Linked DNA regions of Mus musculus: region 2 is linked to region 1. The links are chromatin contacts, found by Hi-C or POLR2A ChIA-PET in ENCODE. All regions are on one chromosome and are shown on one strand. Each heading gives the region's core, a stretch centred on a gene start or an enhancer-like site at or near the end of the contact. The rest is flanking DNA. Distances are from core to core; before and after follow the strand shown.

Region 1 (4,714 bases), core at 442-2,941:
TTAATGTTTTAAATTCACAACAGTCCCTTTGTTAATTATAATCATTTGCCCTGCCCAAGGATTCTGGAGTGGAAGGCCTCTGGCATGCTAGGCAATCATTCTACTAATAGGGTACAACACCAGCTCTTCGTTTTGTTGTATTGCTTACTTTTAATTCTACAGTGGATTTAAAAACCAAGAGCTAAGGGTGTGCCTCAAGTGGTAGAGTGCTCGCCTGCATAAACCAACCCCTTGAAAGATTGGGGGGGAGAGGGGAGTGACGGGAAGGGGGCCGGAGGGACAAGCACTAAGACACACTGGATAAACATGAAACCAACTAGCATGTGTGCAATAAGGTTCGTTTTTCCAAAATGGCTGATTCACAGGCTAGGTCTCTAAACTTCTTAAGGGCAAATGAGTTGTGCCTCAATTGTTTAAATTCCTATGAAACCAAGATCAGTTTGATACTTTTTATCCACATCTACTTTAGAAGAGTAAACAAAAATAATAAAAGACTACATTCTACTATATGAAATAACTTGACCCTTATCAAAATAGACCTAAATCTGGTTACACAAATATCTTTCCAATTATCTTAGGCGAAATTAAACAAGGACTTAAAAAGGAACCTACAAGTATCCACACTAGTTTATTTCTAAAACGAGGAGTGTGAAGTGATTCATGTGGAAGAGAGCTTCATTCAAAACAGTCACACAGCATTCTTGCCCTCTGTCTCTGCAGGGCAAATCCCTCTGTCCCCCAGAGCACACTCTCAGAAACACTTAACCAGATACACACAGCCCTGGTTTGAATTAACTTCAGGCTTATTGTTTGCTCCAGGTTAGGAATGGGGGAAGACTGAAAAGCCAGCCAGAAACCCTAACCCCACCTTGCAAAACCCAGCAGGCTAACCTCAGTCTTTCCAGTTAAGAGTTACAGAGTCGGGGGGGGGGGGGGGGGGGGGGAGGGCAGGGAGGGAGGGGAAGGGGGGCGCTTCTCCAAAAAGCTTCAGTAGCTAAAATAGCCTGCAAATATTTTGTAAAGTGACAGCTACAGATGCTCTCATAGAAGAGAAATCTCAGTGAAGTTGCAGATTCCCCCAGCCTTCACCGTCTCTTGGTGATTATTTGTAAGCAAAATACACCAAGGGACAGGAGGAGCTGGAACAAAGGCACTGTTAGGAAAAAAAAAAACAACAACAACAAAAAAAAAAAAACAACTTTGGAGTGTTTGAAAGGCCCCAGGACCCCAGCATTCACTGTGTTCCAATGGCCGCTGGCTGGCCAGTGAACCAGGGCAAAAGCAACTGTGTTCCTCCTCCTGTATTAGAAGCGCCCACCACGGCGGACCAGCTTCTCCACATCTGTCCTGGACCTGTCTTCTAAATCCCGTAGGTTCCCAAAGACTATTGGCTTTTGAAACTCGGGCTGCCAGTTGAGACCTAAACCTGCTCTGCCAAGAACATGTAGCTGTGAGAGCTTCCTTGACAGGCTTTTAAAACAGCAACAATAACCCAGAAGCAGGGGCCGCAGGCAAGCCCCCATTTACGTCCCAGAATTATCAACGCGCGCGCACACACACCTGCCATAAACTTAAAGGCAAGCAGAAAAAGAGCTAGCTGAACCGTGGCCCCAGCGTGTAAGCCAAAGGGTCCGAGTTTGCATCTGTGTTCTGTGCTTCCTCCCTAAAAAGCGGCCAGAAAAGGGTAAATCCGCTCACCTCTGCCGTTTAGGGACCGAGTGCTCAACTTCCATCGGTTTCCCATGTAGTTCCATTTTACCTGTGAACACACAAGAGGCAAGACGACGGGCTAAATTCAGCAGCTTTCCCCACCTTGAAATCTACAGTCTTTAAGAGAAAACACACCCTGCTTCAGTGACCTCAGCAGGGCCCCAAGATTCCCACCCGACTCAAGGACAAGGGAGGAGCAGGGCAAGGAGAGGGTGCAGAGCTGACCCTTCGGGTGGGTGTGGCTTTTTAACTTGCAGAAAGCTGGGGAGGGAGAGCAAGAGTCAGGCTCACCACTTGGGTTGCAATTTTCGCCTCCTGACCCCCTCCAAGGGCCACCCCGCACCCCAAGGTCTGCAAGAGACACACCCCCAACAAACAGCCTGCCATGGGGGCGCGCGGCCTTCTTTCTGGTCCACATCCAGGTTGGCCTGGAGCACTGGGCGATGGGATTAAAGAGCCAGGGTGCCAGGAGGAGATTGGGCGGCCGGGGTGCTGGTCCACGCGCGCTGACCCATCAAGGCGCCGGCCTCGAGTCCAGCTGGGGACGGTGGAAACCGAAAGGCACGGACAGCTGCTCTCCCCTCGGGCATCCAGGCAGAGCGCACTCAGACACCCGGGCCGCGGCTGCGCGCACGGGCCGGGACTGCGGCGCCGCGCGTGGCAGGGCTGCCGTTCTGGCAACAGCCGGCCGCCGCCGCCCACCTGCCCCTTTCGCTCTAACGACCCCGCGAGGTGGACGCGGCGGCGTGGAGCGGGACCGCCTGGACGCGGCCTCCCCCCGGGCGTAGGCTCAGGCCACTTTCTGTTCTCTACGGCTGGGGGACAGCGACCAGACAGAGGGCCCGGCGGGCGTCCACGCTGGGCCCCAAGGCCCGCCTGGCCCGGCCTGCAGCACGCGCCGCGCCGCGCCCCGCGACTGACAGCGCGTCCCCCTCCCCACCCCCACCCGCCCCGCAAGCGGGGTCCCGGATGGCAGCTGCGGAGACGGGGAGGCCCCGACCACGCGCGCGGGCCCCACCTGAAAGCGCCTCGATGGCCTTGAGGGCCCAGCCCTCGTCCGGGCAGTCCACGAACGCGTAGCCCGTCTTCACCAGGAAGGGGCCCGCCACCGGGATCTTAGCGTCCTTGAAGACACTTTCCAGGTCCGCGGGGCCGGCGTGGTCGCTGAGGTTCCCGATGTACAATTTGTTCATTGTGAAAAGGGGTCGTTTTAAAACCCGAGGAAAATGCTAAATTAAAAAAAGCACCCACGGCGGAGGATGGAGCCGGTGGATTTTGTTCCTCTCCTCTTGGCTTTCAAACCCACACAGTGACCCAAGCACGGGAGCGGCGGGCGAAAACCAGATCCCAGGGTCCTTTTTCCTCTTCTGGGTATTAAAAAAAAGAGAGAAAGAAAAAGCCTAGCGACGAGCCCAGCGTCGAGTCTTCCTAACTCTGGGGAGGAGGCGGGATTAGCGAGAGAAAGGAGGAGGCGCGGGGGGAAACTACTTTTTGTCTCTTCCTCCCCAACCCCTTTGGCAGCGGCCAGCGGGCTGTGAAAATATCACACTACGTGGGGCAGGCGCCGCCTCCCCGTAAAAAAAAAAAACCCCGAGGGGTGACTGGCAGCGGCGAGGGGAGCGGGGCGGGGGCAGCCGCTCCGAGTGTCCGGCTTTTTGAATGAGCCACGTGTTCAAACTACAAATCAACGTCTCACGTGAGGAATCCCAGCGCCTCAATTAGAGTGGGTTTCGGAGGAAAGAGAAAAAAAAAAAAAAAAAAAAAAAGCGAGAGGGGGAGGGGAAGCGAGATTGGGCGAGGAGGGACCCCGAGCTGGAGCCGGAGCCGGAGCCGGGGAGGGGGTGGAGAGCGTCCAGCCGCTGCAGCCGGCGCCAGGCGCGATGGGCACGGCGAGTTTCCAAAGGGTCCGAGCCTCGGGAGGGTCAGACGAACGATCCTTTTTCCTTAAGATGAGGAAGCGGTTAGGGGGTCCCGCGGTTGCAGTTACCGTAGTTTGTAACCATTCGATTTTTAAAAAATGGGTCACTTAACAACGAAATCTGAATGACAATCTCGAACTCAGTCGGTGGCTCTGATGACCGGGGAAAGTAGAACCCGGGGGCAGAGCGCCGCTCCCCTCGAGGGCCCCGGGGACCGAGCAAGCGGGGCGGCCCGGGCCGGCGTGGGGGAGGGGAGCCGACGTCCTGGGCGGGTGTCTACGCGACACCTCCTCCGCCTGCGCTCCGGGTGGCTCTCCGCCTCGCCGTTCATTGGCTGCTCGGCTACGAGAAGACTCTGGATAAATGAGGCCGGGGGCGGGCTGGCCGCGTGGGGGAGGGGCGCGGGGCGGAGGCTGTGGGGCTGGGGGTGGCCGAGTGGGAAAAGTCGGTACTTAAAGGGAAACCCTCGCTTCCTGTGGTTTTTCGAAGGGGGAGGGCTGGGTGTGGGGGAGGACTGATACTTTTATTTAAATAATTTTTGTTAAAGAACTTGGGACTCTAAGGGAACCCTGTTCAGCGTCAGCCTAAGGTGGCGGCCGCGCTGGGAAACTATTCCTCGGCTCTTTCCGCCTTCCTTTGACTGTGAGAGCCATTCATAATTTTCCCTGTAGGTAACGAGCACAATGGTGGTTGGGGGGTTGGGTCTGGGCCCGGTGGAGCCTTCCTGATCCTACTAAATGTGAGCCGGAGAACAGGAATAGGGAAAAAAGGGCAGTACCCCTGTCCTTGTGAAAACCTTCAACTGTGGCTTAATGGTTGTGTGCTCTACTCAAAGGCTTCAAAGATAACTTGTGATATATTTTTAACAGGCATTTTATGGAAAAGAGAAATTGCCGGGTTTGGATGACTGAAATTAAGCTCTATATAGCCTGAAAATACAGGCAGAAATCTAATGTTTTGCTACTCTCGCAAGTTGAAAAATGTGAATAGAGAAAATATGTGCTTCATACTACAAACGCCTTCAGCAATTGATAATTTGATATGGTGTTCTCTTTCAAAAAAAAAACTTAATAATACTTTATCTC
Region 2 (4,896 bases), core at 1,536-4,035, 150 kb after region 1:
ATTAGGAGAAAAATCTTAGCAAACTTTACATTCACCAGAGGATTAGTATCTAGAATATACAAAGAACTCAATAAAGTAAACATCCATAAAGGGCTGGAGAGAGTTCTCAGGAAATCCAGATGGCTAATAACCACTGTGCAGCATGCCCCACCCTCTTAGCCAGTTTAGAGATTTCACTCCACCCATCCAGCATGGCTACTCATCAAGAAAACCAAACATAAGGACTGGCAAGGACATGGGGAGAGAGGAACCTTTCTCCACTGTTGGTGAGAGTGTAGCCTGGTGCAATATGACAAATGGTAGTGTGGAAGTTTCTCAAAAAGCTGAAACTAGAACTACTATATGCCCCAGCTATACCATTTCTGGCCATATATCCTAAGAATTCCATATCTTACCATAGATACACGTGCACACCCATATTTATTTACTGTGTTTTTATTCAAAGTAACTAGGAACTAGGGTCAAAATACACCAACTGTTGCATGGATAATGGAAATGTGGTGTGCATACACAATGGGATTTTATTCAGCTGGAAAGAAAAACAAAACTTTTACCATATTTATTTACTGTGTTTTTATTCAAAGTAACTAGGAACTAGGGTCAAAATACACCAACTGTTGCATGGATAATGGAAATGTGGTGTGCATACATAATGGGGTTTTATTCAGCTGGAAAGAAAAACAAAACTTTCAGGTAATATGAACAGCAAAATATTGTACGAAGTGAGGGAACCCAGGCCCCGAAAGACAAATGCCACATCTTTTTTCTCAACGTGGATCTGAGTTTCAAACTTTGTACTTATGTACCTAAAATGGAGTGTCTATAGAGGTCAGTAAGCCAGAAAGGTCCCACAAGAGGGGAGGGAAAGAGGCCTCAGTGTGGGGAGGGAAGAGTAGAGCACATGCAATTTGACAGAAGAGGGCAATACTGGGAGCTAAGGGGTGAGGGCAGGGGCAGGGGTGAGTTAGCAGAAACTACTCACATATGGAAAGACTTATGGAAATTCAACACTTTGTATGCTAATTAAAACACTTTTAAAAAGGATTTTGAATGACGGGCTAATAACAATAAGAACTTTAAGAAGTTTAACACTAAGAACATCCCTTACTTATCCAGGCATTTGGAAGCAGAGGCAGGAGAAGCCCAAGTGTGAAAACAGACTTGACCGCATGGTGAGTTCTAAATTAGCCAGGATCATATAGCGGGTGAGACCTCTCAAAACCATCCCACCCTGACCAGGCCAGGGATACGGCTCAGTTGGCAGAGCCCTGAAGTAGAAACACACTGTTGGAAAACAGCCACAGCTGACCTGCTGCATTCGAGTTGCTGTGAACCTTGAATCTCTAAAAATCCAATTATCTGTTAAACAAGAAGATTAAAGGATGAGAAATTTGGTCCATAGAGAGCTACAATGTTTGAGAATTCTTTTCTCCTGAGTAACGGTTAATTTCTTACTCCTTTTCAGCTTGCCAGAACAACTTATAGCTAAATTACTAACGGATGATAATTCCATTTTTATATAAAATGCGTGGAGATTCTTTTTAAATGTTGAAACAGACTTATCTTGGAGTCAGGTGTATAGTTTGGCAGTACAGAGCTTACCTAGCAGCTCAAAGGCTTTGTGCTCCTACCCGGAAGGCAAGAACTTGGCTGAATTGTTTCTGCTTGTTCTTCCTTAACCTGTTATTTTCTTTGGAGAACATTTTTTTTTCCTTGTCACTTGCACTGGTACTCAGGATTGCTGGTTTTATATTTTATTATTTTCCAGTGGCATCGAGACTTGAACCCAGGGTCTCAGTATGCTAAACTCATGCTGTCCAACTAAGCTTCTATGCTCAGTTCTCAGCCTCAACCGTAATACTGAAAACATGGACGTTGACACCCCTCCCCCACACTTCAGAGATGTACTGATTCGAAGTGTGTGATTGTGAATGGGTGCGTGCAGCAGTGTAAACAAGCTCTGAGGCCAGTGGGCAAGAGGAAAGGGTTGGGTGTCTTCCTCTATCATGCTCCATTTAATCCTTTCATGTAGTCTCTCCCTGAACCCAGGGTTGGGATTTTCTTGTCTAGGCTGAAAGCCAGCAAACCTCATTGATTTTTCTGTCTCCACCTACCTTGAAACTGGGGTATTAAGAGTCTGAGATGCCTGGTTCTTTATGTGGGTGCTGGGATCTGAACTCTGGTACTTATGATCGCACAGCAAGCACTCTTAGCTACCGCTCCAAGTGGCCAATTCTCCAAGACTACGTACATTTCGAGAGATTGATTAAATGGGAAGAGGTATATAAACCCTGTTTTGAGAACCCATTGTATCCTGGCACTGCACTTATTCTTAAGGAGACTCTGGGAATGAAGCAGTGAAGAGCACGAAGTTTGAAGTGGGCAAACAGCATCTGTTTTGCAGCCTTGGGCTATGCAGGAGAAGCCAATTTGTAGGGCTCAGGTAGCGGTAGGGTGGCGAAGCTCAAGCTAAATTAAGCTCAAGGACCCTTAGAGGATCGCCAGGTAGACTGTGGGCCACGGAAGCAATCACGAGGGTTGGTGGAGACGTTTGGCCTGGAGCAGCAAGAGGGGCGGGGCAAAGCGGGGCTTGGCCAAGGGGCGTGGCACAAGGAAGAAGAGGGGCGCTAGGACAGGCCGGATGCTAGGGTAGAGCGGGAGCTGGGGAGAGGTAAGGATGAGGGCGGAGCTAAGTGGGGCGGAGCCCAGAGGAGGGGGAAGATTGATTGGGGAGGAGCTGCGGGGAGAGGACGGGAGCTGAGGGGGACAAGGGCGGGACTAAGCGGGTGAAACAGAGGGGCGGGGCCCAGGACGGGGCGGGGCTAAGGGGGCGGGACCGGGCAGTTTCTGGCGGCAAGGCTGTTTGTTACTCGCGCAGGTCTGGTGGATCCTGCCTGGCAGCTGCAGGGCGGACTCAAGAGCTCGAGGCAAGGGCTCCTTTCGCTTCCCGCGGCCATGGAGCGGCTGACGTTGCCTCCTGGTGGTGCGGAGGCAGTGGACGAGTACTTGGAGTACCGGAGGTGAGGCCTTAACTCTGCTCCGCGGGGCGGGCTCCTGTTCACGGACTCTTGTCCGTCCGAGCACGGTGGGACGAACCCGGACCCAGCGGACGAACGTACTAGCGCTCTGGGAGTCTGTTCGGGAGGCCTGGATTAATTTCACATTTCATCCTCTGTAATTAAATTTGCAGACACACAATTCTATTCTATAATGAATCTCTTCGGAGACCACTTGAGAGTCTCCTTTGCCAAAAGGGATGATTAACTACTTTTAAAATGGATCCCTTTTTGTTTCTCTTAGTGACAATTGATTTACATATTGGGTCTATAAAAGTTAGTAGATGTCAGTTTATACATCAATTCAGTGCTCTCCCAAACCAAGGGAGATGGTTTTTGGACTTAGCTTCCGAGACTCCTCTCTGGAAGCAGGGAACACAGCTGCTTGCTCCTTTGGCTCCACACACATCTGCCCCCAATTCCCATAGCCTAGGAGGGGTTTCTTCTTGACAGCTGGGAAACTGGGAGAATAGAGGTTACAGACGACTTGGAGAATGTGTGTGCACAAAGGAAAAGCCAGATGTATAGAGCTTCCCCCAAGTCATTCGTGGGGTGTCCAGGCAGTTGGGTTTCCCAGCATATTGCCCCAATAGTGTAGTTTTGGGTAATGCTTAGAACTTTCTGAAGATTCTGAACAGGAAATGTGAGATGGAACAGCTTGATCAGTCTGTCTTAGTTAGGTTTCTATTGCTCTATTGAAACACTGATCAAAAGCAACTTAGGAGGAAAGGGTTTATTTCAGTGTATAGCTTGTAGGCCATGATCCAGGGAGGCCAGGCCAGGGGCTAATGCAGTGCCCCTGGAGGGTGCTGCTCATTGCTTTGCTGTTCATGGCTTGCTCGGCCTGTTTGCTAATAGCATAGTAATAGTGAGCTGGGCCCTCCTACATCAATCAGAGGTCCTGCCACAGGCTTGCCCACAGGCCAGTCTAGTGTGTATGTGTGTCATTTTTTCTCAGTTGAAATTTTCTTATTTTTTTAAAAATTCTTTTTAAAAAGGAATTATTTATTTTTTGTATATGAGTACACTGTACCTGTCTTCAGACACACCAGCAGAGGGCATCAGATCCCATTACAGATGGTTGTGAGCCACCATGTGGTTGCTGGGAATTGAACTCAGGACCTCTAGAAGACCAGTCAGTGCTCTTAATGACTGAACCAACTCTCCAGCCCTCATTTGAGATTTTCTATTTCTGTATGACTCTAGCTTGGGTCAAGTTGACATAAAACTAGGCAGTAGCACCCAGTCTTCATGGTAGGTTCACCGCATGCTCACCCTCTTACAGAGCACGGCTGGCTTCTTTAGTTTTGCTTTCTGGCTTTTCACTTGTCTCTTGTCCAGAAAATGGTAGGGACAGGCTCATGGAAAATTATTTTTTGCAATCGTAAATATTATGGAACATTTCCCTTTAGGAGAGATTATTGCATCAATAAGATCTGAGAAACATGAAGACTCGGCCTTCCAGATATCAAAGGGTTATTTGGGGAAGGCATTCCAAAATGATCCCTATCAGAAACCAACTTTCCTATTGTCAGGGGCCAGGCCTGTAATCTCAGCCCTGAGGAGATGTCTAGGAGGGTAGTGAGTTCAAGATCAGTCCAAACCACCTGGTGAGAACCTGCTGAAAAACTAAAGGCGAGGCTGTAGCTCAGTGGTAGAGCATCGCCTGGCAAGTGCAAGGCCCTGGGTTCTGCAAAAAGAAAGGCCAAACAAAACACGTTGCCATTTTTCTTTAATTTTTGACTTGCCTTTGGTGGGAGGCATCTGGGAGAGAGTTTAGTCTTTTTCCTCACAGTGTCAAAAGATGGGGCACCTGGGGGCTTACTAGAAGATCAGGGTG

Evidence for each region. A loop is a pair of places that touch in the nucleus more often than their neighbours do. ChIA-PET counts read pairs that join two places held with the same protein, here RNA polymerase II (POLR2A).
Region 2: POLR2A ChIA-PET joins it to region 1 with 11 read pairs in embryonic stem cell. The contact joins the promoter of Fam221a here to the promoter of D030074P21Rik in region 1. A Hi-C loop is called at or near these places in 1 of 37 maps with a recorded cell type or tissue (mouse embryonic stem cell). POLR2A ChIA-PET finds 5 or more read pairs at or near these places in 5 of 5 experiments (Patski and embryonic stem cell).

What each region holds. Positions count from the first base shown.
Region 1 is chr6:49,211,569-49,216,282 of GRCm38, forward strand. It overlaps D030074P21Rik (a long non-coding RNA gene), which reads right to left and starts at 1,692. Exons shown (of 2, transcript XR_869057.2): 1 at 1-1,692. Igf2bp3 (insulin-like growth factor 2 mRNA binding protein 3) reads right to left here and starts at 3,386. Exons shown (of 15, transcript NM_023670.3): 1 at 2,729-3,386; 2 at 1,699-1,759. The coding sequence starts at 2,903.
Region 2 is chr6:49,364,954-49,369,849 of GRCm38, forward strand. It overlaps Fam221a (family with sequence similarity 221, member A), which reads left to right and starts at 2,786. Exons shown (of 7, transcript NM_172727.3): 1 at 2,786-3,020. The coding sequence starts at 2,956.